Linked DNA regions of Homo sapiens: region 1 is linked to region 2. Evidence: chromatin contacts called from ENCODE Hi-C data. All regions are on one chromosome and are shown on one strand. The core of a region is the stretch at or near the end of the contact, and the rest is flanking DNA. Distances in the headings are between cores, read along the strand shown. Region 1 has its middle 200 kb from the start of MBNL1-AS1. Region 2 holds the start of AADACL2-AS1 (AADACL2 antisense RNA 1).

Region 1 (3,091 bases), core at 342-2,841, 540 kb after region 2:
AGAAACCACCATATTCTCCTACAATTTCCCACTTGTTCACAGCTAATTAACAATCGCTGAGTTAGACATGAATTTAAAAATTCATAGTTAATGAGATTTAAAAACTTTAAGGAGACTTTATTGGAAAGTGACTTAAATCCATATTAGTTTATTTCCTTCTTCCCTCCTTTCATCCCTTTTCCACCCTCTCTTCATTCTTTTGTTTTTTTCTGTTCTCCTCATAGGAATTTACAGAATGCTAATCTGCTAAGCACTGTGGTAGACAGATTAATCCACAAAAGTCTGTGCTCAAAGAATCCAGTGAAGAGTGGGCAAGATATACGTGTCAACAACTAGTTAAAATACAAACTGATAACTGATATGCTAAAAGACTGCCTAGTGTTATGGGAAAAGAGAAAGGCCACTGATTCCTAAGGAGAAATGGAAGAGAAGGAGCCCAGAAGATAGGTCTGTGTTGGAACACAAATTTCCCCAAATTCACAGTTTTTCCCCTGGTTTTCAGTGTCATGCAACTTTCTAAAGGCATTATCATGTTCATGAGGATAAGGAGAATATTACTATATGCCTTCTATAATTGCACAGTAACCAGACCTCAAGTTGGTTAAGACAAAATGTGACAATCACCCGCATTTTGGTCCTACAAACTCTAATGATACTGTGTCTTTAACTTGAATTGATTGGATGTGTTGGTATAATGTGGATATCTTTTGAAATTTGAAATTCTTTCATTTGTTATTATCAAGTTCTTACCCACCACATGCATATGTATATGAAGGAAATATTTTATATAAGAAAAATTATTGAAATAGTTGCCTCATTGCATTTTTTTCAAGACTCCAAAAGATAAAATCAATGTATTAGTTTATTTATTAGTCTTGTTTCAAAAACAAATAGATAAGGATGGACAAAGAAACTAGTTCTCCACAAAATTCAGAAATTTAGAACTCAATTTAGTCAGGTGTTTTTTTTTTTTTTTTTTTTTTGACAGAGTCTCGCTCTGTTGCCCAGGCTGGAGTGCAGTGGTGCTATCTAGGCTCATTGCAACCTCCACCTCCCGGACTACAGTGATTCTTCTGCCTCAGCCTGCTGGATAGCTGGGACTATAGGCACGTGCCACCACACCCGGCTAATTTTTGTATTTTTAGTAGAGACGGGATTTCACCATGTTGGCCAGACTGGTCTTGAACTCCTTACCTCAGGTGATCCACCCACCTCGGCCTCCCAAAGTGCTGGGATTACAGGTTTGAGCCACCACGCTAGTTATTAGTATTACCATTTTAAAAGTTTTCCTCCAGATTTGCTATCAGTATACAACAGACTGATTCTAATTTATGTTGTTTTCCTTCTCTTGCTCGCCCTCTGGTGGAGCTTCCTGTAACCCTAAAATGACGAAAACTGGGCAGTCACCGTTTTACTCGCGTCATCTCCCAAAATACAAATAACTTGCTCTCTAATGGTTCAAAACACTTGAACAAACTAATCGATTATTTTTTATTTTAAGAGTTTCTAAAAATAGCAAATTCTTAAATTACTAGAGCCCAACACTTTGGATTTTACAAAAAAATCTACTGATTACTTTAAGCTAAGTATGTGCTAGCACTAGACATACGCAGATGAAACGAGTAAGGTACTGTCGCTGCTCTGGTGGAGGCTGTGTTTCCCTTGGGGAGAAAGTCACAAGGCAGTAACATGTAAGACCTAGGAGTATTGAGGGGGTAGGGTGTTTGGTGGGGTCCAGCAGTAAATCCAGCTTGAGGTGATGTGAGAAGTTCTCCTGGAGGGGGTGCCAACAAGATGAGCAGCTGTATTTAGGAAAAGAGGAAGGAAGATTATCCCAGGCAGAGGAGGCCACCTTACTAAGGCACAGAGGAAACAAATACAAGACCTGAGTGGAAGGCATCAACAAAGTTGATACCATTATCACATAAAATGAGAGGCTGAGAGGGCCAGATGAAGACACTGATGCGATAGACTGGTATGGGATTATGGAGATCTGATGGGCCTCAATAGCGAGTTTACACTTTCAGGGGGCAGCTATGGACAGATGGATTATTCTGGTTGCTGCTGACAGAGGATTTGTGAAGGTAAAATTGCACGCAAGGAAACCAGCTGTTGGATAAAAGACAACATGGTGGCAAATTGGAATAATAAGTACAGGGACTGTATTACTTAGGGTCCTCTGGGAAATAGATGCCAAGATAGATCAAAAATGCAAGAGACTTAGTGGGGAAGGAGCCACAGAAATTAAAAGGAGATGTCAAACCGTCCTATAGACCTGACAACTGTGAAGGAAAGGGCACTAGGGTAGAAACATTTTCAAACTGAAGCACAATTCCAGGAAAGTTTCAGCCGGGTCAACAGTCTCCAAGCCAAAACAGCTCATTAAAGGAATCTTGATTTTTCTGTCATAGGTCTGCATTAATAGGAGTAGGTATTTGCAACACAACAACAAAGGGCAAATAAACCGAATTTATGAAGAATTTCTGGAAATATGTTTTTGAAAAGACTGACACCCCATTAGGAAAAAGGGCAAGGGGCTTATACAGGTACTTTATAAAAGAGGATATTCAACACAAGTTAAAAACCAAATGAAATGCCTCTACTCACTCCATCCCAATTGCCAAGATGAGAAAGTATCCATATCAGGTGTTGGTGAAGATGTGAAGTAAATGAAACACCATGTACTTCTGGGTAGAGATCAAATTGGTAAAACCACGTTATTAAAATATATTGGTGTTACTGAAGTTGAAGACCTATAACCTATGAGCTAGCAAATTCATTCTTAGATTTATATCCAACAGAAATGCCTGTATATGCACCAAAAGACTTGGACAAAAATGCTTATATTAGAATTAGAAACAGCTCCACATCAGAAACAACCCAAAAGTTCATCAAGAACACTTTGGTTCAAAAAATGGTTATATGTTCATAAAATTGAATAATACTAATCAAGGAAGAGGTATAAATCACAGCAAAAGGCAAAACTAAACCATAGTATTTAAAAATGTATACTCAGGGGTTAAACTGTAAAAGGAACCAAGATGTGAAATGTAATACAAAAGGGGCAATGAGGATTTTCTGAAACATGTTG
Region 2 (3,300 bases), core at 706-3,205:
GTAAAACTTTAGTTTAAATAAATGTACCATCTTTCAGGGACACAGCCATCTTACTTCTTAGTTTGAAAAGTTGAATGAAAGTATTTTTTCCCTATTAGAAACATTTTAAAAGTAAGGATCTAAATGAAGTGACTACTAAGAATAAAGCCTGTCCAAATATACACCTTTTTTTATTATGTGGAAGGCAGGAATTTATTCAATGTTTCCTTCGGTTTTAACCAGAAACAAAAAGTACCTCATGCCTTCCAAAAATGCTCAAAGATAACGAGGAATTACACTGCCTCATCCTAATTCTCTCAAGCTTAAATTTCTTAATTACAGTTGTTTGCCAGCAGTTCTTTATTAGTATAGAGTCAGCTTCCAACAAAGGAGGAATCATTAGTGCAGCAAGATAGCTGGCCTCTTCGGGAGGAAACAGACAGCTGGAAGTCCACGACCAATTCTCAGTAAAGGGACACTGCATGGGTAGGAAAATGGTTGAAAGTAAACTTAGGTAGCTGAAAAGAGCCATGTCTGCCATGGCCTCGTGTTGAAGTTAGAGCAGAGCACACCTATTTATTCTGACAATTTAAGACCTCATTAACTAGACACTGCTTAGGGCAAATTAATTGTGTTGAAAGAGAAACACCCATCAATACATTTATTAAGTGTACCCCTATTATTAGAATCTTTATATTTTATATTCTGGGTAGGGTGGAGACAGCGAACTTGCTCTATAAATGATTAGTAAAGTGTTTTTTGTATATTTGAGTCAGACTAAAAAGTGTCCAAATATGTGCTAATGGTAACCCAGTCTCTAAAAATAAACTATGTGCCTGTTGCTTACAATGCTGGCTTCTTTGAGATCTATTTTACATGGTTTTTCCATGCCCAGAAAAAAAGAGGTGCGGCTCTTACTGCAAACACATTTGAAAATCTATCTGATGATTTTGTAGGGCCCAGAAAGCACCTAAACATGACTCACATATTACCAGCTTCAGAGCAACTGAAGCGATCGTAGCGATTGTTTTTTAACTCCCCACAGATGTTGGAAAATTACAAGGCTTGTGCTTCATAAAAATATCACTCTACCTACGCCTGGCTTCTGCCTTTATTTTAATGAATGAGAATGTGTAAAAATTTGGAATTGTGCATGTTTGAATTCCATAGGCAGTGATTAAGATTAACTAATTGATTGTGCAAAGCTTCAGAAAATTGAAACCAACTTGCTATATTTCATGGGCTTCTATCAAAACAAAATAAAGATTTGTTTGGCCTTTTTTTTTTTTTTTCATTTTCTGCTTTTATTGCCTCTTCTTTCTCCTTACATTTTATCAGAAGACAAATATTTTGGGGGCTTGAGGAGAACAGAAAAGGGCAAATTTCTCCATGTTATAACATTTTCTTATAGAATCTGACTCTGCAAAGCAGAGAAGTGATTCAGCTAACCTCCCTCAGGTTTTCTTTCCTAAATTTTATGCATGAGAAACTGATGCTCAGAAAGATGTTCACTGGTTATTCCCAGACCCAGAAAGCAAAGTCTATTTTCTTTATTCGAGCCATGTAACTACTACCAAAATTTTTCACTGAGTATAACCAAAACTAACTTCAGATGAGTTAAATCCAAAAGGAATTGTCAAAGTTTGTTGTATACTCACAGAATTTCCGGAAAAGCTGGAATGTTAGACTCTGAAAATGAGCAGGAACCACGAAAAGCTGAGTAGCAGGAACACGACCAAAATTATTCCTCAGGAAACGTTGGGATGGGCGTTATTGAGAGGTGACAGCGTGCTGGCAGTCCTCACAGCCCGCGCTCGCTCTCGGCGACTCCTCTGCCTGGGCTCCCACTTTGGCGGCACTTGAGGAGCCCTTCAGCCCACGGCTGCACTGTGGGAGCCCCTTTCTGGGCTGGCCAAGGCCAGAGTCCACTCCCTCAGCTTGCAGGGAGGTGTGGAGGGAGAGGCGCGAGCGGGAACCGGCGCTGCGCGCGGCGCTTGCGGGCCATCTGGAGTTCCGGGTGGGCGTGGGCTTGGCGGGCCCCGCCCCCGGAGCAGCGGGCGGGCCCCGCCGACCCCGGGCAATGAGGGGCTTAGCACCCGGGCCAGCGGCTGCGGAGGGTGTACTGGGTTCCCCGGCAGTGCCAGCCCACCGGCGCTGCGCTCGATTTCTCACCGGGCCTTACCTGCCTTCCCGCAGGGCAGGGCTCGGGACCGGCAGCCCGCCATGCCTGAGCCTCCCACCCCCTCCATGGGCTCCTGTGCGGCCCCGAGCCTCCCAGACAAGTGCCACCCCCTGCTCCACGGCGCCCAGTCCCATCGACCACCCAAGGGCTGAGGAGTGCGAGCGCACGGCGCGGGACTGGCAGGCAGCTCCACCTGCAGCTCCGGTGCGGGATCCACTGGGTGAAGCCAGCTGGGCTCCTGAGTCTGGTGGGGACGTGGAGAACCTTTATGTCTAGCTCCGGGATTGTAAATACACCAATCAGCACTCTGTATCTAGCTCAAGGTTTGTAAACACACCAATCAGCACCCTGTGTCTAGCTCAGGGTTTGTGAATGCACCAATCAACACTCTGTGTCTAGCTACTCTGGTGGGGCCTTGGAGAACCTTTGTGTCTAGCTCAGGGATTGTAAATACACCAATCTGCACTCTGTGTCTAGCTCAGAGTTTGTAAACACACCAATCAGCACCCTGTGTCTAGCTCAGGGTTTGTGAATGCACCAATCGACACTCTGCATCTAGCTACTCTGGTGGGGCCTTGGAGAACCTTTGCGTGGACACTCTGTATCTAGCTAATCTGGTGGGGACGTGTAGAACCTTTGTGTCTAGCTCAGGGATTGTAAACGCACCAAATCAGCGCCCTGTCAAAACAGACCACTGGGCTCTACCAATCAGCAGGATGTGGGTGGGGCCAGATAAGAGAATAAAAGCAGGTTGCCCCATCCAGCAGTGGCAACCCGCTCGGGTCCCCTTCCACACTGTGGAAGCTTTGTTCTTTCACTCTTTGCAATAAATCTTGCTGCTGCTCAGTCTTTGGGGCCGCACTGCCTTTATGAGCTGTGACACTCACCGCGAAGGTCTGCAGCTTCACTCCTGAGCCAGCGAGACCACAGAACCCACCAGAAGGAAGAAACTCCGAACACATCCGAACATCAGAAGGAACAAACTCCAGACGCAGATGCGCCACCTGAAGAGCTGTAACACTCACCGCGAGGGTCCGCGGCTTTATTCTCGAAGTCAGTGAGACCAAGAACCCACCAATTCCGGAAACATTATGGCCGCACTGCAGAATACCAGGTATTGCCCCTACCAACCCCGGACA

Evidence for each region. A loop is a pair of places that touch in the nucleus more often than their neighbours do. Pooled maps may share reads with other maps.
Region 1: a map of ascending aorta shows a loop between it and region 2 (4-fold over the local background). The contact joins the enhancer-like site here to the promoter of AADACL2-AS1 in region 2. A Hi-C loop is called at or near these places in 2 of 168 maps with a recorded cell type or tissue (K562 and ascending aorta), 4 of 37 single-sample maps with no recorded cell type and 12 of 50 pooled maps.

Annotation. Positions count from the first base shown.
Region 1 is chr3:152,470,785-152,473,875 of GRCh38, forward strand. No RefSeq gene overlaps it. Among named protein-coding and RNA genes, the nearest start is that of MBNL1-AS1, 200 kb to the left of the region's middle. Within about 2 kb of position 1,592, at least 8 of the 41 ENCODE cell types and tissues checked have a DNase peak (open chromatin) inside an H3K27ac peak, as active enhancers do; they include ascending aorta, where a contact is called at or near this core.
Region 2 is chr3:151,926,220-151,929,519 of GRCh38, forward strand. AADACL2-AS1 (AADACL2 antisense RNA 1) reads right to left here and starts at 1,956. Exons shown (of 3, transcript NR_110203.1): 1 at 1,638-1,956.